4 separate regions of the Mus musculus genome follow, and all the other regions are linked to region 3. The links are chromatin loops, found by intact Hi-C in ENCODE. Cell type or tissue: heart. All regions are shown on one strand. Region 1 holds the start of Dennd6a (DENN/MADD domain containing 6A). Region 2 overlaps Arf4 (ADP-ribosylation factor 4). Region 3 overlaps Slmap (sarcolemma associated protein). Region 4 holds the start of Pde12 (phosphodiesterase 12).

The links. Peaks named below come from ENCODE experiments on the same cell type or tissue, not always from the same donor. Only the 100,000 strongest peaks of a DNase experiment are listed, where the experiment ranks them.
Region 1: a loop joins it to region 3, with 3.0 times the contacts of the local background. A loop is called at or near these places in 15 of 42 quality-filtered maps.
Region 2: a loop joins it to region 3, with 5 times the contacts of the local background. A loop is called at or near these places in 20 of 42 quality-filtered maps.
Region 4: a loop joins it to region 3, with 3 times the contacts of the local background. A loop is called at or near these places in 10 of 42 quality-filtered maps.

The regions. Positions count from the first base shown.
Region 1 is chr14:26,576,445-26,581,444 of GRCm38, forward strand. Dennd6a (DENN/MADD domain containing 6A) reads left to right here and starts at 3,106. Exons shown (of 20, transcript NM_001134465.2): 1 at 3,106-3,418. The coding sequence starts at 3,191. In heart, no CTCF peak of the experiment used is centred here; DNase peaks (open chromatin) are centred at 3,067 and 3,497; H3K4me3 peaks cover 1,835 bases; H3K27ac peaks cover 1,595 bases.
Region 2 is chr14:26,638,181-26,643,180 of GRCm38, forward strand. It overlaps Arf4 (ADP-ribosylation factor 4), which reads left to right. Exons shown (of 6, transcript NM_007479.4): 1 at 1-306. The coding sequence starts at 240. Among named protein-coding and RNA genes, the nearest start is that of Arf4, 2.5 kb to the left of the region's middle. In heart, CTCF peaks have their summits at 2,005 and 3,180 (motif pointing left); a DNase peak (open chromatin) is centred at 711; H3K4me3 peaks cover 2,532 bases; H3K27ac peaks cover 1,737 bases.
Region 3 is chr14:26,488,605-26,493,604 of GRCm38, forward strand. All of the region lies in intron 1 of Slmap (sarcolemma associated protein), which reads right to left. Among named protein-coding and RNA genes, the nearest start is that of Gm24031, 6.6 kb to the right of the region's middle. In heart, a CTCF peak has its summit at 2,717 (motif pointing right); a DNase peak (open chromatin) is centred at 2,747.
Region 4 is chr14:26,666,711-26,671,710 of GRCm38, forward strand. It overlaps Pde12 (phosphodiesterase 12), which reads right to left and starts at 3,136. Exons shown (of 3, transcript NM_178668.3): 1 at 1,538-3,136. The coding sequence starts at 2,842. It overlaps Mir7672 (microRNA 7672), which reads right to left and starts at 2,898; the gene lies at 2,837-2,898. In heart, CTCF peaks have their summits at 2,587 and 2,807; DNase peaks (open chromatin) are centred at 2,971 and 3,211; H3K4me3 peaks cover 4,225 bases; H3K27ac peaks cover 2,712 bases.

The DNA.
Region 1 (5,000 bases), 88 kb after region 3:
CAGTTAGGGTTTTTTGGCTCAAGCAGCCGACCCTGTCTTAAGTGCCTCTCACATGGGAAAAACAACAACGAGAAGCCTACCACCTAGGGCTTCAGAGGACAGGATGCATAACCTGAGCCAGGGCTGTGACCTGGCTGCCAAGCCAAGCAAATATGATCTGAAGTGGCATTAACAGAAGGCTACTGGCCAGTGTAAGAAAGGGAAGAGTCCAAAGGTTCACTTTGCTGGGGCTAGCTCACACCTAGAGAATGGTGCTTCCTTCTATGTCTTAAAACTGATTCAACAACTCCAAGTTTACCCAGGTTGGGTGACTCCATGATTAACTGCTAGAATCCTTTGAAGAAAGACGGACAAATTTGGGGTAGTTTACCCAGGAAGCTAGACATGAGGATGTAGGATGGCTCTTTTGAAACAATCCATGGGCTATCGTCTCTAAAAGCTGGACTCCACAAGAGGAAGGCTTTCCTAGCCCTCATGAACACGCAGAAAAGAGCAGTTCTTATGCTTAAGAGCCACTGCATGTGTGGGATTGGCTGAGCCAGCACCAGAATATTCACATATAGGATGGAAAGTGTGGAGAAACGACCTTGCTCAAGATCCTTTCAGATTTAAAGGCTCTAATGACAAACTCTACAAAGGTTACCATTTCTTTCTGCTTAACCAAAGATTATATAAGGTAGTATGTCAGCCAGGAGTGGTAGATCATGGCTTTAATCCCAGCAGTCTGGAGGCAGATCTCTGAGTTCAAGGACAGCCTGATCTACAGAGCTTGTTCCAGAACAGCCAGGACTGTACCAAGAAGCCCTGTCTCAAACGAATAAACAACAACAACAACAACAACAAAGATAGTATTGCAAAGAATGGTAATTTGTATCCACAGGCCAAGGGTCCAGCACTGTGGAACAGCTGCTCATTAAAGTTTATTTATCATTAATAATAAAATAGCATATAGTAAAGTGTCTGGATTGGGAACACTTTTCTCTTCTTGACAATAAGTCAGGTTAGCAATTACCTTTCACCAATCCAGAAAATAGTTCCAGGAGCTGTTTGTCTATCATGATAATATATGGAGCTAAAGCTGGATACCAGATTTTTTCATTTCTAGCTCACTGTCCTTTCTAATACTAAACAGTACTGTTTTTTTCTGAACAGTAGGTTTAGAACCTTACTTGAATACAGGTTATGTTTTTCTTTCTGAACTGTACTGGTTCTTTGTCACAGGCAGGTTGTTTTAGGCAAGGACAGTTTCTAATTTAAATGTTGTCCCCAGTTAATTCTATGCTATCCAAACTTTCCAGGTGGGACTAGAGAGATAGGTGGCTCAGCAGTTAAGAACACTTGTTGATCTTGTAGAAGAGTAAGTAAGGTTTGGTTCTCAGCACCATCGTGGAGTTTACAACCATCTTTAACTCCAGAGGATCTGGCACCCTCTTCTGGCCTCTGTGCAAACCAAACTCCACTTCAGTACCCATACATACATACATACATACATACATACATACACATATATGCATACATACATACATATAGGCAAAACACTCATATATATAAAAGAAAAATGATAAATACATCTTTAAGAAAGTCTTCAGCATTCATTACTACTCAAGTTTGAGAATACTTGACCATCAAGAGATGGATCATTTCTTGATGGTCAAGAATTTTTATGTGTTTTAATGTTGTTTGCTTGCATTCATGTCTGTGCACCACACACACTCCTGGTGCTCTTGGTGATGAGAAGAGGACATTAGATCCCCTGGAACTGGAGTTACAAACCACCATGTGGGTGTTGAGAATTGAACCTGGTCCTTTGCAAGAGCAGCAAGCGCTCCTAACCACTGAGCCATCAGTTGGAGCCCCAGCTTTGTTCTATGTAAAATAGAAACAGTAATATCACTGCCTTTTGAGGCCGTGGAAAGGCATGGGAATGGGTTTTGATAAATCCATTGTATGTTATCTATCATCTTTTACACACTTTCCTATTGGGTATTACCACGTTTTCTAATTACTTTTTTTTTTGTTTTGTTTTGTTTTTTGAGACAGGGTTTCTCTGTATAGCCCTGGCTGTCCTGGAACTCACTTTGTAGACCAGGCTGGCCTCGAACTCAGAAATCTGCCTGCTTCTGCCTCCCGAGTGCTGGGATTAAAGACATGTGCCACCACGCCCGGCTCTAATTACTTTTGATGAATAAATCCTAGCAGGTGCTGAAAAAAAAATCCTACTTAGTCGTATCATGCTATGCCAATAATCAATAGCAATTCACCAGGGCAGATGTTTCTTGAGTGCCCAGCCTAGAGCTGTCTTGACTTCTTAACAAAGGTAGCTTGAAACCAGGCCCTTCCTCCAGTGTTCAGATAGCATGGTCCAAAGGTGACTGACCAACCCGAGATTCCAAGAAAGTCTGCATATGCGTAAGAGTTGAGAGAGTCCGCCAGACCAATAAAGATGGGAGCTGCCTTGGTAGGGAGGGTATTCGGAGAGTTAAAGTACACATCTCTATCAGGGGACTGCAGGAGTGAACACAGGCTTGCCTTAGAGTTCTTATACTTGCTGGGCTAGTCACGAAGCCTCTCCGAACTTCAGTTCCCTTATCTGTGAAGACAAATTAGCCAGAGGTGGTGGCCCATGCCACTAAACCCAGAATCTTGGGTAGCTGTGGTAGGAGTACCATGAGCTAGAGGCCAGTTGGGACTATGTAAGGCATAGCTAAAAAAGAAAAGAAAGTCCTACCCAACACTTAACAAACAATAGTGTTCACCATAATGATATGTTTAATAAGAGTTAATAGGTGTATTTGAACTTAGCATATCAACTGTCACAGAGTAAAAGTTTAATTAAACTACTGTTAACCACTATGTTTTAGTAACACTTTAATAATGAACTGGGTCGTTCCAAGAATAATTCATTGCTGTATTGTTGTGGATCTGAGATGACGATTCCTGAGCCACTGTTTGAGTTTAGAGAACTGTAAAACCAGCAGGCCAGTCTGAGCGAGCAGCAGAGATAGCCGCGGCTTGTAGGGAAACCACTGAACCCCCCGCTCCCAGGGTCACGTGCCTCGTGGCCGCGCCCCTATTCCGGGAGTCCGGAGCGGCTGCGGCAGCGGCAGCACTCGGTGCGCGTGCGCGGAGGCCTGCGCGCTCTGCGGCGCGGTCCGCAGCGGAGGCGGCTCAAGCGCCTAGGGGGTGGCGGATGGCTCTGCCGGGCCCGGCGGTCTTTGGGCCCGGTTCCCGCGGGTCGTTGGACGAGGCCGGGGCTGAGGGGCGCGAGGCGGCGGCCCTTGCGGCGGCGGGAGTCGCGCTGGAGGACGAGGAGGAGGACGATGGCCGCCGGGGCCTGCTGCGCTGGGACGGCTTCTCGGCCTGGCTACACTGCGTGTGTGTGGTGGGCTTCGACCTGGAGCTGGGCCAGGCGGTGGAGGTGAGGCCGAGCCGCACCCTGTGTCTCCACCCTTGGGCGGCCGGGTCCTGGCCGCTGCTCATCCGGGCGTGGCTCGCAGCCCCTGCGCGGCTCAGCTGGGCGGTGCTTCTCGACCCTTCGGTGGGAGGATCGTGGGCTGCGGCTAGGGGTGAAAAGTTCTTTGTAGGCCCCTCCTAAATACTTGTTGATGTTCCTCTTTAAAAAAACAAAACAAAAAACCAGCGATAACTGGAGGGTAGTGGCACCCAGAAAAGCCTACAGCAGACAGGATGTTTGCTTGGAACTTTCAAGAAAGGAACAATACCCCCTGACATATGTGAATTACAGTAGCCAAACGTGCACGTCCAATCATGTGGGCTGACTGACTGTATTGTCAATTGCGCTAACTCGTAGATCGGTCCACTGAGTCCAAGTCAAAATGCTTAGCATGCATTCTCTCCCTTTTCTCTGTTCCCCATTTCTCTGTGAAATGTCGTTGGGTTCCCATTCCCTCCAAGTCTCTCCCTAGCATTGCAAACAGAATTCAAGGCCTTCTGAAAACTAGGCAAGCTGTCCCCACACCCCTCTCCCGACCCCTGCTGTTTCTTAATACTGATTCTGTGACAATTCCCAGAAACCTAATGTCAGTGGAAAAATTGTTGGCTTATAAATCTGTTAGATATCATAACATCTTACCTAAAAGACCTTTGAATCTCACTCATTTTTGCCATCACTTTGCATCTTTTTTTTTTGTTGTTGTTTGTTAGCATAAAAGATTTGTCTTATTTATCCAAGTGAAAAGTTACTAGAAAGGCATTAGAAAGGTGTATGTCCCGAAGTTTTTGGTATTTTGTTATTGTTCTTTTGGCATCGGTGAAAGATTCTAATCTTATTCTGATTTGGTTGGTCTGGTTGTTCCAAACGAGAAACTGCTGCATCTTTGTCTTTTGTATCGTTACATAGTTCATTTAAATATTGAGTTTTTATTAAGATCTAGGCACCATACAAGTTAGTGGACATACACATAAAAGGATGTTCTCATTTGCATTTATGAATTGAGACAATAAGGTGGGGATCTAAGAATTAATCTATTTAGTCAATAGGATCAAATTTATTGCCTGATACAGTATTCATTAAACGTTTGTTGATAGAGGGAGTTAGTATGTAAAGTGATTCTGTATTTTATTTGAGACAGGAATAACAATCTCCAAAGATTGAAGACATTTATTTTTAAAGATTTGTTTATTTATATAATGTGTATGAATGTTTTGCCTTCATCTCTGCATGTAAGAGAATTTGTACCTTGTGCTTGTGTAGGCTGGAAAAGGGGGTTAGATCCACTCAGTCTGCAATCCTTCTGGTCATGTAGGTGCTGGGAACTGAACTCACATCCTCTGGAAGAGCAGCAAGTGCTCTTAACAGCTGAGCCATCTCTCCAGCCCCTCAAAACAATATATTATGCTCGTTATTTAATGATAAACTGAAATTTTATGTGTAGCAAAATAAAACTTAATCGGTAAGCAGAAGCTGTCATATTTGGTCACCTTTAAAAAAAAAAAAGATTTATTTGTGTGTGGCTATTTTGCTTGTCTGTGTGTCCATG
Region 2 (5,000 bases), 150 kb after region 3:
CCGCGGCCGCCGTGTGACGTGGCACAGCCGAACACTTAACGCCGCGCCGGAGCCACCGCACCAGACGCCTAGCAGGTCCCGGTCCCGCTACGTCCTGTCCCGCGGCTTCGCCGACACTCCAGCCAGCGAGACAGGTCTTCAGCGTTTTCTCCTCCGCCCACTCGGTTGTGAGCCGGAACCGTGAAGGCCCGAGGGCGCACCAGACCCCCTCCTTTTGACCGTCAAGTGCCACCACCGCTATGGGCCTCACCATCTCCTCTCTCTTCTCGCGCCTGTTCGGCAAGAAGCAGATGCGCATTTTGATGGGTGAGTGAGGGACCGGGGCCGGGGAAGGCCATGTGTCTTCGCCAGCCGGTGGCCCGGCGCCCAGCCTTCTCCGGCTGCGGTGGGGGAGGGCGATCAAGAAGCATCGTTCGGGGAACAATGGGGGCGAGGGGCGAGGGGTTTGTTTCCCACAGAGGCTGAGCCAGAGAGTTGGGCCAGATTTCCTCGCTCCTGGCTTTACGTGCCTTTCTCTTCCTGCTGTAATTGAGAGCCTGGGGAGATTGAGCGGAGATAGATGTAGGGTTAGCTCACACTGGCGGAGCTCATTCTAAAGGTGCCGTTCTCAGGGTGCAATCTTCCTTCCACCTCACTTCCCTGGCGGTGGGCAGCGGTCGAGAGTGAAGCTGGCCTATTCCAGCCTTCCTCCTCCTCCCCCTTTCTTGGTCGTGTACGCCCTGTGCACACAACCATCGGTATGTGGCCCGGGCCAGGAGCCGCCTGGGGCAGGAAGTGACCAGGCCCACTGTGGCGAAGTCACACTTGGTGCTACCCAAGATTCGGAAAAAAAGTCCGGAGACTTCTGAGCTCACTTTGCTTAACTTTGCCTTGCTCTGGATTCGACTTTCTTTTCTCGTGATTATGAAGCCTATTCTGTGAAAATGAAAGTTATCCCATGGCTGTCTTTCAGTTCTAAACCTGTTTGGTTTGCTATCTTTGCTCTTTCATACGAATCTTATCCATTTGGCCTGGATAATAATAAAATCCAAAAGCTTTTAGAGACGAAATCTTTTTTTTTTTTAAACGGATAGTTGTAAAGCACCTCAATTGAGCTACAAAAAAAAAAAAAAATCGTTTGTTTAAAAAGCTGCCTCGCTGTGACAGGTTTTATTGCCCAGCGGAGGCCTTTCGCTTGGGCATTGTAAAGTGGCCTCTCCTTAGTACAGCAGTCTACCTCACAGCTGAGTTGCAAGGACCTGAATGACGCCTTTTAAAAAGCCCCGAGAACACTGAATGTTGACGCTTGTTGAGTGTGAGGAGCAAAGGGTTATTTTGAGCACCCACTCCTATGGAGCGCTTCAGTTTCCGTAGTGCTGCAGAGCGTGGCTGTACAAATTGGCTATTGTTAGTTTGTTCAGCTTCTTTACAATTCATAAAAACAATTGTGCGAGATCCATTCACAAAGCTAAGTGAAAATGTTTTCTTTCATAGTTTTGCAGATACTCTTTATGAAAAGGACAATTATTTTAGGAGGGCAGACTGTTATTTAAGCTTTAATTGGTTAGAAATTGGCAGTATGAAAAAGGCTGAAGTCAAAGGGAGGACTTTGCACTGTGATAAATGGGTTTCTTAGAGATTATCCAGTACAGGATTGTGTTACTGAAAAATAAAGAATTTATTGTCGATGTTACTGTCATTGTCAGAGTCTTGTGATGGCTAAAGGGATGGAGGGAGAAGCGTGAAATGATGGTTTAAGCACTGTACTATGTTTGAGAAACTCTCCTGTCCATCCTGATTGAAAGAGAATGGAAGTAGACAAGCATTTAGCTAGCTGAGATTACGGAAGGGGTGGAAGTCACGGTTTGGGTTTACTCTTTTTATTTAAGTATTTACTCACTCAGGTTTGCTATTCTTTTTGTTTTAAAATGACATCAGGGTCTCTCTATATAGCCCTGGCTGTCCTGGAACTCACTGTGTAGCTCTGTAGACCAGATGGATCTTAAACTCATAGATAGCCACCTCCCTCTGCCTGCCAAGTGCTGGGATTACAGGTGTACACTTGTCATGCTTGTGCCCAATTAAATGGTCTCTGCTGGGCAATAAAACCTGTTACTGAGAAGCAGTTCTTAAACAGTGTTTTTTTTTTTAATAGCTTAATTAAGGTTCTTTAGAACTATCTGGCTTAAAAAAATGATTTCTAAAAGTTGACTTTCTAATTTTATTATTATCCGACCCAGCTAGATAAAATTAGTTTGAAAGAGCAAAGGTAGTAAACCAGCAGATTGAGAACTGAAAGGCAGCCATGGGATGAATGCCCTCGCTTTGCTGTTCTTACTTTATACTGTAATGTAGAAATACTGTTTTCCTTGTTTAAAAGCAGTCTAGTCATAGAGTCACCTTTCATGGTAACTCGTCAGAGGAAGTATAAATGTCGGTTCTGTGTGTGAACTGGGAACACAGTAGTTTGGAAGTCTGGTAATTCCTACGTTTTGAGTTTTGGTTTTTGTCTTTGTGGCTTTATGAGTGATTGACTTTGTCATTAATAATCACTTTTATGATAACTTTTCCCATTTGAGTATTGGGAATTCTAGTTAATGAATTGTTCTATATAAATGTGTGCACATGTGCTCTGCTTCTGTGTGTGTGTATGTGTTTACTTTGTGGTATGGTTTTGAGACTGGAACCTTGTTCATGTACTCTAGCCTAGCCTCACCCTAAATGATCGGTTTGTTTTGTTTTCTTCTCTTTCATAAATAGGCTCTTCTTTTTTTTGGTGGTGGTGGGGGAGTTCTGGGGATCAAAATCAGGGTCTCTACATAACCATTGAACTACATCTGTGCTCCTAGATTACTGTTTTGTTTTGTTTTTTTTAGATTTATTTATTATTGTATGTAAGTACACTGTAACTCTCTTCAGACACACCAGAAGAGGGCATCAGATCTCATTACGGATGGTTGTGAGCCAACATGTGGTTTCTGGGATTTGAACTCAGGTCCTTCAGAAGAGCAGTCAGTGCTCTTAACCCCTAAGCCATCTCTCCAGCCCTAGATTACTGTTTAGAAGTGTATAAAGAAACAATAATTAAGGCTGTAGAGATGGCTCAAAGGTGAAGAGCTTAGAGGCTCTTTCAGAGGTCCTGAGTTCAATTCCCAGCAACCACATGGTGGTTCATAACCATCTATAATGAGATCTGGAGCCCTCTAATGGCTTGTAGGCATACATGCAAGCAGAACACTGTATACATAATAAATAAATAAATCTTAAAAAAAAAAAAAGACAGTTAGCCAGTGTGTCTGGTTTGCCTAACTACTGTGGAAATGAAAACTTAATTTATGTACTAGCTAATCCCCCAAGGTTAATTTGAGATGTTGGAAGATATGGCTAATAGTTAACCATAATTAAAAAAAAAAAAAGCCTAGCCAGGGCTAGCATGATGGTCAGTGCCCATAATGAAGCACTGAGAAGGCTGGGACAGGGGGACACTGTGCTTCAGACACAACAAATACATAGCCAATACAATGTATTGAATGTAACGTCTTAGAGGCAATTGACCAACAGAAATGATGCACTAGGTATTTATAAGGAAAGCTTACTTGTTTGAATAATATTACATTTAAACTCGAGGACCACCTGCTTTTGTCTTAGAGTACTCAGGTAGCCAGAGTTAGAGAGCAGTAGCTCTGAATTGTAAGCTAGGTCTGTCTGTATATCTGTCTGTATGTATGTCTGTCTATGAAAAGGTGTACTTTTGGCAAATGAGTATTTAATTTTTTTCTGAAATTACTAATATATTTGTAGAGGAATTGCTAATTTTAATCTATTTTCTTTGGACTTGGTGAGAATGCTTCTGGGGATAAAATGTCTCTACTTACTGAGCCATCTTGCAAGTTCTTTGAGACAGGGTCTCATGTAATTACGTAGCCCAGGCTGGCCACTATGTAGCTAAGGATGGCCTTCAATTTCTGTCCTACCTCCTGAGTACTGGGACGGAGCCTCCATTTGCTCATTTAAAAATATATTAATAAGTAATAAAATTGTACTAATACGTGAGGCTTTAAGTTAGAGTGATAGATGTTCTATTTTATATATCATTTTATTAGGTAATTCTGGGTTCTGATTGTTTGTTTGTTTGTTTCTGGAGACAGGGTTTCCCTGACTGTCCTGGAACTCACTCTGTAGACCAGGCTGGCCTCTCCTGGAACTCAGAAATCCGCCTGCCACTGCCTCTCAAGTGCTGGGATTAAAGGCATGCGCCACCACTGCCCGGCTCTGATTTTTTATTTTTTTATTTTTTTTTTTTTTGGTTTGTTTTTAAGTTCAATTTAGACATGAAAAAAAGTGATCATAACTTGTAATTCAACCTTTCACCATTATTACATAATTTATGTGGGCATTGAACTCCAGTCTCCTCTAGGATGCTTACCAGTGAGCATCTCTTCAGTACTTACTTGTCACAAATTTTTTTTTTTTTTTTTTACAAATTTTTCCCCCCTTCCCTTTCTCCCTTTTGCCCCGGACCTGCTTGCTCCTGTCCCTACTTGTCACATTTATTCTCCACATTTTAGAAAGCTTTATTCCTCTAAAATTGTTTGTGTTCCCTTTTTACTTAATAAATTGCAAGCATTTTTCATAAGCCACTATTTGTAAACATAATTGCTAGCCTTTGATAATGTGTTTCTAATTAATTCATTCATGAAAAGAAAATACCCCTCAATTATGTTGGGTAGAACCAAAATCCAAACATTAATTTTGGCAAAGCCTCAATTTATTTTTCTGTATCTGTTTGGTCCAGTTTCTGTCTAGTTGGTCAAATCCCTGAGGAATTAAATAAAATATTAAGATATAATAGTCTTAACATCTTTAAGATAACATCACAGTATATAATACTATTTGAGAGCTCTGACATCAGAATTAGCTTTCTTAAGTTGGTGGGTGTTTTGTGAGACAAGGTCGCATAAAGCCTAGGCTAGGTTTGAATTCGTGAATGCCTTCAAGATGGCCCAGCAGATTAAGGCCTT
Region 3 (5,000 bases):
GCTATAGAGCACAAGTTCTTAAACTGTGAGTTGTGATCCCCATGGCAACAGTTAAGGCTTTCTGAAAGTGCAACAACCAAAAATTAACTTTGAAAAACAACTATGAATGAATCTGGAGTATTTCTGGCAGCACGTGCTCCCACAGCACATGACTTCATGGCAGTCCTGGTTCTTTGTGCTGACATGCCATCACAACATGCAAAGCGATTATACCCTGCTGGGAACACTTGGCTTGTGCTCAGGACCAGTGTAGGAGCTTCACATACAAATAGCTCGCCCTCAGCTGGGCAGTGGTGGCGCACGCCTTTAATCCCAGCACTTTGGGAGGCAGAGGCAGGTGGATTTCTGAGTTCGAGGCCAGCCTGGTCTACAGAGTGAGTTCCAGGACAGCCAGGGCTATACAGAGAAACCCTGTCTTGAAAAAAACAAAAACAAACAAAAACCCAAATAGCTCGCCCTCATAGAAACACAATTGTTTAATTACAGAAAACAAAGACCTTTAAGTATTTTACTACTGCTATTTCTTAACATGGAAGCATCAAATTTGGATATCTCTGGAGTATATTAGGTTAAAAAGTTTGATTTTAAAAGCCTTTGTTTGTACTTCTGATTTCAAATTCACAAAAATATGTTATTTTGCCTTGGGAGTAGGACAAAACTTTCTGAATGATTTATGAAATAACCTCAAACATATTTCTGCCATTTTGTCCTATATATTTATAAGTGGTATTCTATTCATGATTATAAAATCAAAATACCGAACCATTCTGTAAAAAAATCTTGAAGATTTTGTAAGTGTTATCAAATGTTCAGACATAATACATAAAAATAAACAACCATAGCTGTGCTATTATATAATTCTGCTTTCAACCAATAAATATCAAAATTATATATATCTATATTATATATATCACAGACTTATTTTAAATTATTTTTATTATTTATTCCAAGTAAATGTTTGATTTACATATTGATTCTAGATGCTTACATACCCATAGTCACATACAAATTTCTCAAGTGACAAAGAATCGGGTGTGGAAAAACTGTAAGAAGCAGACATTAAACACTCTGCAACTACAGTGGGCCACTGTACATCCACAGGCTTCCTCAAACAGAACCTGGTCACAGTTAACATTACAGTCTGGGGGCTGTCGAGAGTTCTAGTTTAGATCTTAGATCCCCAGGCAGTTTATGCTTCAGGAAGGGGTTGTGCCCCCAGTGCACTGGGAGTCACTGAGCTTTAAGAGATTTAATTATTGTACTGTTGAGACGACCTCACCAGATAGCTTTAGCTGGCCTCAAGTTCACTTAGGTCCAACTGCCTGTGCTTCCCAAATGCTGGAATCAAAAGCACAGCCACTACACCCAACACTATTTAACAGATGGGTTCTTTTAAGATTTGTTTTTATTTTTCATAATAATTTTTATGTTTTAATTGGTAATATATTTACATCATTTCACCCTTCCCCTACCTCCTTCCCCCTTGCTTTCTAATTTATGGCTTTTTTCTTTAATTGGTGGCAGTGGTGGTGGTATGTGTGTATTAATTAGCATATAAATACAACATGTTCTATCCATATAATATTACTTGTATGTATATGATTTCAGAGGTGACCACTTGGGTACTGGATCACCAAACTGCATCTCTTCTTTAAGGAAGATTATTTCTCCTGCTTTTAGTACTCCTTAGTTGCCTATAGTTTCTTGTCTATAGTTGAGGTTCCTTGAGCTCTCCCCTTCCATGTTAGCATGTCTAGTGGTATCATTGTTGTTCAGGTTTTGTTTGGGCAGCCACTATGAGACCTATGTACCAGAACAATGGTCAGCATGGCATGATAACCCTAAAAGTTGCTGCAAGAGAAGTATACCACTTGGTGGTATCCAACAGCTCTCTAAATGCACTTAAGAACTGCTCAATGAGGCTGGAGAGATGGCTCAGTGGTTAAGAGCACTGACTGCTCTTCTAGAGGTCCTGAGTTCAATTCCCAGCAACCACATGATGGCTCACAACCATCTGTAATGGGATCTTTTGCCCTCTTCTGGTGTGTCTGAAGACAGCAACAGTGTATTCATAAGCATTAAATAAATAAATAAATCTTTTTAAAATTGTTTAAATAAAGAAAGAAAGAAATGCCGACCTGCTCGACAAGAAGGAAACCCTGGCAGATACTAGAAACCTAGCTAACTACCAAGGCAGGGATAGTCAAGTGGATCTTGGGAGAGAACCTACAATTACCACTTCACTAAATCAGCCTAATCCCCAACAAAACTCTAAATATTTATCCTTATAACCATAAGTGTAGTTTATGAACCTCATCAAAAAAAATTCTCTTTGTAACAGACAGAGACCATTCCAGAAAACCTCAAGTACAGAGAACAAGAGATCATGTGGTGCCCAGATCCAACTGATACATCTATAATACAATTCTTCCACTCAAGGCTCAGTGATCATAGTAGAAGAGAGGGTGTAACGACTATAAAAACCAGGCGAACCTTCAGTTAACTGTGAGAATGTATCTCCTAGAACTATCAGAGCAGCTATACCCACGAAGCTCTTTAGCAGACTGTCAAAGCACAGTAACAAGTCCTCAAGTGCTGCTCTTGCTCCCTCCCCAGACTTCCAGTGCACTGGGGGCACAACCCATTCCTGAAGCATAAACTGACTGGGGATCTAAACTAGAACTCTTGACAACCCACAGACTGTAATGTTAACTGTGACCAGCAGAGGCCACTGGTATACAACGAACCAAAGGTGAAATGGTGAAGGCAGCACTGGCAGACCACAGTTTGGAGCCTGAGCAAGTCCACATAGAGCCAGCAGGGAAGGCACCAGCCAGGCAGACTAGTTAACCAGTGAGCTCCTGGTTCAGTGAAAGACCCCATCTTAAAGAACAAAAGTTGAGTGAGGATAACTTAGTGAATATATAGGTGCTTGCCACCAATCCTGAAGGTCTATTCCCAGGCCTACATGGTAGGAACCAACTCCAACAAACTGTCCTCTGGCCTCCATATGTATCTCACAGCTTCTATCTACACAAACACACATACACACACACACACACACACACACCCACACACACACATACACACACACTGAGAGAGAGAGAGAGAGAATAAAGTGCAATTTAAAAATCATTTTTAGATTTTTATGTGTACATCACATGGGTATTTAGTGCCCAATAAGTCAAAAGAAGATATCAGATCCCCTGAAACTGGAGTTATGACAGTTGTGAACCTGATCCTCTGAAAAAGCAACAAGTGCTCTAAATTGGTGAGCCATCTCTCTAATCCTCACGTTTAAAAAAGAAAATTAAAGAAATAAAACTAAATAAAAGTAGAGAAAGATACAGGAAGAGAGCCAACATTGAACTGACTTCTGGACATATGCTATGGCATAGCCAAACATTCATACATCATGCACACATACAATAATAAATAAATGGGATGCGTGATAAAGGAAGGCAATGCACACACACATGCATCTCTCTCTCACACACACACACACACGTATGCATCACACACACATACATATATACACATGCATCTCTCTCACACACACACATGCATCTCTCACACACATGCATCTCACACACTCATACACATTTACTTACTTATGTAAGACTAATAATCCCCCTAACCAAACTGATAAAAGAGAAAACTAACAAAATTAAAGATGAAAAGAGGGATGAAATCTACAAACTCTACAGAGAAAGCTACGGAGGTGTTTCAGTCACTAACACGCCTGCCACGTAGCAAGCATGAGGGCCTGACTTTGGATCTCCAACATCAGGGCTACACTGGTGTAGCCATGCATGCCTAAAACCTTAATGCTGGAGGAAAAAGGACAGAGGGTTCCTGGGACTTGCTGGCCATCAGCATATCCAGATTAATTAACTAATTAATTAATTAGTGAACTCTGCCAAGGAGAGATTTATTTCAAATGATTAAGGCAGAAGTGACAGAAAACACCAACATCCTACCCTGGCTATAACAAATAACAGATTGAAGAAATAACAGTCTCTCAACAACAACAAAAGTCCAGGATGGTACAGATTCACTGCTGGATGCTACTGGACCATTAAAGACCTGACATCAATGTTCCTTATCCTATTCCATAAAATACAACAGGAAAGGGAAAGGATACTACAAACTCCATCTATAAAGCTATTAGTACCTCAATACCAAAAACCAGACAAAGACACACAAAGACACACACACACAGAGAGACAGAGACAGACAGACAGACAGAGAGAGAAGAAAACCACAGACTAAACTCCCAGAAACATGGATGTAACAATTCTCAATAAAGAGCAGTAGTAAAATGGCTCAGCAAGTAAAGATGCTCTCCAGGGAATGGAGAGCCGGCTCAGCAATTAAAGAGTACTAGATACTCTTTAGAGGACCTGGGTTTTAATTTCCAGGACCCACACCACAGCTCTCAACCATCTGTAACCCCAGCTCTAGGATATTTGAAACCCTCTGCTAGCTTCCTCAGGCACAAAGTATGTACATGGTGCACAGACTTACACGCAGGCAACACACCCATATGAATTAAAAAATAAAATAATTTTTAAATATTTAAAGTACAGATGGAGAGATGGCTCAGCAGTTAAGGGCACTGGCTATTCTTCCAGAGGACCTGGGTTTAAATTCCAGCACCCTCACAGCAGCTCACAACTGTCTGTAACGCTAGCTCCAGGGGTTCTGGTACTCTTACACGGACATACCTACAGTCAAAGCATCAATGCACATGAAATAAAAATTAAAAAAAAAAAATAGTACTTTCCACCAGCCTGAAATCTGAGTTTGATTCCCAGAACAGACAAAAAGGTGGAAAAGAACCAACTCCACATACAGATCATGGCAGGCATGTACTCACACACACATGTACTATAAATCATGGCAGGCATGTACTCACACACACATGTACTATAAATAAAAAGCCTAAATATTCAATAAAATAATTACAAACTAAATTCAAGAACACATTTCAAAGGTCA
Region 4 (5,000 bases), 180 kb after region 3:
AAGACACCAAGTTTTAAATCTGACACTACAAGTTTTAAGGTATGTAACATGAGTAAATATAACATTTTAGTAACCATCCAATATACACCATTATGAAAAAATACATTGTAGTTGATAAATTTAAGATTGAACTGTTTCTGCCAGGCAGTGGTGGCGCACACCTTTGATCTCAGCACTTGGGAGGCAGAGGCAGGTGGATTTCTGAGTTCGAGGCCAGCCTGGTCTACCGAGTGACCCTGTCTCGAAAAACCAAAAAAAAAGAAAAAAAAAAGATTAAACTGTTTTCAAGTGTGAAAGCACTTACTTGTCCTGGAGTCAGATCTGTTTGAACAGTCTAGCATTTACAGCACTGTGCCTCGGAGTAAGGTAAAGAAACCATATCACCTCCCTCATAGATGTGTGTATTCAATTAAATGAACTTACATAAGAGTGCACAGAACACAGTGGTGCTTGAAAATGGGTAGACATTCCTTTACTCAGAACAAAACCCATTACATAAAAAACTCTGAAAATGCCCTTAAAGACGATGAGCTTAGTAGCACACAACTTTAATCCCAGCACTTAAGAGGCAGGTGACTCTCAGTGGTTCATGCTAGACTGGCCTACATATCCAGTTCAGGACATCCACCGATACACAGTGAGACCTCATCTCAAAAATATCAACAAAATTCAACAAAGGAAACAAAATAAAATAAAACAAAACACAAACCCACAGATTAAAGCTACGTTCACACCCTGAACAATAATGCTAACATTGTCAAGTGGCTATGAATCCTGGCTTCATACTTCTTTCTATCTATCTATCTATCTATCTATCTATTTAATATATGTGAGTACACTGTTGCTGTCTTCAGACACACCAGAAGAGGGCATCAGATCCCATTCTATCTATCTATCTATCTATCTATCTATCTATTTATTTAATATATGTGAGTACACTGTTGCTGTCTTCAGACACACCAGAAGAGGGCATCAGATCCCATTACAGATGGTTGTGAGCCACCATGTGGTTGCTGGGAATTGAACTCAGGACCTCTGGAAGAGCAGTGAGTGCTCTTAACCACTGAGCCATCTCTCCAGCCCTTCATACTTCTTTCAACTAGCATAAGGACATTAGGAACATTTTCTCATTTATTAAAAAAGGATAGTATCTGTAAAAACAGATAAGCCAATTACTTTTTCTTACACACTAGTTAACAATAGAGACGAAACATCTTAAAACAGGAGGGACTTAGACTTGGGAGTGCTTTAAAGTGCTCTTAAAACGGTACGTGACAAGTTACTATGTCTACCTGGATTGTAAACACTAAGGAATGTCTCTATTCATCTTGTTGAAGGCAACCTGCGGCAGGATAGGCACACTAGGAGAGGTTAAAATGTGCTGAATTAAGGAACAGGCTACACTTTCAAGATGCTGGAGCAAAAACACTTTAAAGAAATGCGTATTTCCAATGACGAGTACTAATACCCAACCCCCTATACTCCGGCAACCCCTAATCCTGGGCGAGTATGAAGAAAACAAGCAGAGCTACTTGACCTGAAGGACAGATGACCTCTGGAGGACCTTCTCCTGTGCTAATGGGTTCAAAGCCAGCTTCTCTAGTAATTCTTTGTGCAGTGGGTCCGACTTGAGGGCTTCTTGAAAAGAGATGTCATGTTGACTAAGGAGCCTGAACTTGGACTTCCGGTAGAAAGTGGCCAGGCCTTCGTGCTGCTTGATTCGGAACACGCCCTCCAGCCCGAAGGCCTCCAGGGCCGGTACCAAGCTGTCGGAGAACACCGCGCGGTCCACCTCCTGCAAACAGATGAGGTCTGCGTTGTAGCCTGTGAGCTCCTTCTGTATGAGATTCTGGCGGTAGTCAAGCTCCAGGGCGTAGGGGGCACAGTACGGGTACAAGACCGTCCGAGAGAACTCAGTCTGGGCGTACGTGTCTGCCAGGATGTTGTAGGAGACAGTGCGGATGAAAGAGTCCTCCGTCACCTTCTTGGTGTACAGATGTCGATGGTCAAAAGTGCAGGTGCCAGGCCCGGCCTCCACCGGGCACAGGCTTTCTAGCTCCCGGCTTGGCCCGAAGCGCTGCCCATTGCCCGGTGTACAGTGAAGCCGGAGCCGGAGCCCGATGTCTGCATTGCACGGGGTGTAGACGCGCTCGTCCACACCGGTCTCGATCCAAGCTGAAGGCTGCGAAGAGTGAGACGAGGACGCGGGGCCGCTGTCCCCAGGTTCTGCCGCCCCGGGTTTGACTTCCTTGTACCAGCGGAACACGGAGCTGGCGGGATCCCCAAATTCCACGCCGAGTTTGGGGCACACAGGGAAGCCAGCCATGATGTAGCGCGGCAACTGCAGCTCCGTGAAGGTGGGCGGGTTGCGCTCCACCTTGTACTTGACGTCGCCGATCTGCAGCACCGCTCCGTCCTGCCAGGCGTCCACATTGAGCACATCCTCGGCCACCGCCTCCTCCCGGTAGTACAGCTTCACCACCGGCTCGCAGGTCGCAACCGGCTCAGGCCCTGTAGCCTCACAGGCCGCGCCACCGCTCGAGTGGGCTCGGTTCTTCCTGCTCTTCTTGGCGGCCGCTACCTTTGCGTGTCCCTTGAGGGCGTTGGTAGCGATCCGGCTGAGGGCCCGGCCCAGAGGCTCGCTCTGGTCCCTCTGCATGTTTTTGTGGCTGCCGTCGGCCAACGCGAAAGACAGGCTGAGCTTGGGCTCCGAGGGCACACAGCGCACCACCGCGCGCTCCATGGCGCGCACCGCCTCGTGAGTCCCTGCCTCGGCCCGGCTGCGCCGCTCCACCACCGACCGGACCCCACGAAGCGCGCTGCGGCCCGGGAGCCTCCACATGAACCTGGCAGCCGACGAGATCAGAGATCCAGAGTCGCCCGCTGTCAAGTCCACCGGGAGGAGCGGCCGTGGCCGGGTACAAGACCCATTCAGACCGTGGACTTCCGGTCGGCGGCAAGCAGAAGCCGGGGTGTGAGCATCAAGCGCGCGGTGTTCCCGACTCGCACTTTCGCCAAGGCCACTTGCCAGCTCCTTCTTGTCTTGACCGCCGGTCTCGAGTTTCGAGCGCCTTGGTGTTTTTATTCAACATGGGTAAAAGGCGAAGAGTGAAGGAAATATAAGAGTGCCCGAGGGAGCTACCAGAACCCGAAGTTTTGTTGAAAGTGTAGGCTGAGGGCGGGAACAATAGGCTTACGGAACCGGAAGTGACTGGGCGGTGCCTCCGGGAAACACTAGGCTTTCTGTCATTTCCAGTTGCTCCGGTTATGGCTGTGTGTAGGCGCCGGCCTCCTCCCCAGGATTGCAACGTCCGCTCTGCACAGTTGGCGGACCTGTTCCCTGGTCTTTCGAGGTGTGGCGGGTCGAGTGAAGCTAAGCACGACAAGTGTGGAGCTTGTGGTAGCTAAGGAGCTCCGAGCCGCCCGCCGGCTTCTTCCACCAGCTTGTGAGCTCTGAGGATACAAAACACAAGATGCATAATGTACTTGAGCCTCGCGCTTTTGTTGTTGTTAGGTTTTGAGGTAGGTTTCCTATCCGCCTTGGAACCCAGGAAGACTGAGTCAAAGCTACACAGCATAGTAAATGATAGAAAAAGTACAGACATGTTTTCGAAAGCTGTTAGTGGTTTAAGTAGTAAAGAGCTTGGAAGACCTTGTCTTTGTAGGGTTGAAAGGTTTAGCAAATAAAATTATAGGACTCAGGTAAAACTTTAAGAACTCTTTAAACGAAGACGCTAAACCCCTCCCCATTTTACTTAATTTGAAGATTAAATTTCGCCGAGAGTTTTATTTCTTAATACGAATGATCTTGGTTTATTTGTAGACCAAAACGAAGTCCTATCTGACTGGAACAGGGAGCCCCGGGAGTACTAGTCTGTAAGAAAGACCCTTCAACTCTACTGAACTCAGATTGTCAGGCCTGGCAGCAACTTTACCCATTGAGCCATTTCGCCAGCCCAGACCTTTTGTTTGCACGGTCTTTTATTTTTCAAGAAGTATTCTGACAATGTCAAATCTCGTGGAAAGCTTGTTTTTAATCCACAAGCTTGAAAGTAATAAGCAAATGCCTTTTTGTTGTTTTTGGTTTTCGAAGCAGGATTTACTTTGTGTATTCCTGAGATCTGCCTGTCTCTGCCTCCTGAGTGCTGGGATTAAAGGCATACACCACCATGCCCAGCTGTAAATGCCACTACTGAAGCTATACTTTTATTAAATTGACTTATAGCCCCATTTGTAATTATATAATTGAAACTTGAGAGATTAAGCAATAGTATGATTTTGATAATACATATTGGAGGGAAAGGACTAGGAACACTTTTATTTTTAATATCAAGAAACACAAACTGGCTGGAGAGATGGCTCAGTGATTAAAAGCACTTGACTGCTCTCCTGAGTTCAATTCTCAGCAACCACAGGGTGGCTCACAACCATTTGTAGTGAGTTCTGATGCCCTCTTTTGGTATATCTGAAGTCAGCAACAGTGTACTCATACAGATAAAATAAAATTTTTTAAAAAAGAAGAAGAAACACAAACTAAGGGTACAGTTCAGTGATAAGAGTACTTGGCTAGCAATTGTGAGGATTTAAGAAGGCCTTAGAGAAAGAAAGTCTGCAAATAGCATAGTTGGTATAGTGTTTGCCATGCAAGAATGAGGATTTAAGTTTGATCCTTAGAACCCAGATGAAAATGCTAGGCAGAATGGTATGTGCTTCTATTCCCAGCTCTGCGATTACAGGTGGAGCCTTGGGGTTCTGGGCCAGACAACCTAGCCTAAATACAAGCTCCAAGTCAATGAGAGAACCTGTCTCAAAAAACCAGGGTGGTTTTTCCTAAGTAAAGACACTGGAAATTGACATCTCACCTTTACACATGAGCATATGTGTGCATGTTCAACTCCCCAAAACACACAACACATGTGTCAATATAGACACATGATTTTCTTTTAAGTTTCAAATTAAAAGGAAAACTACAAAACTAAGCTAGGCGTGGTGGCACATGT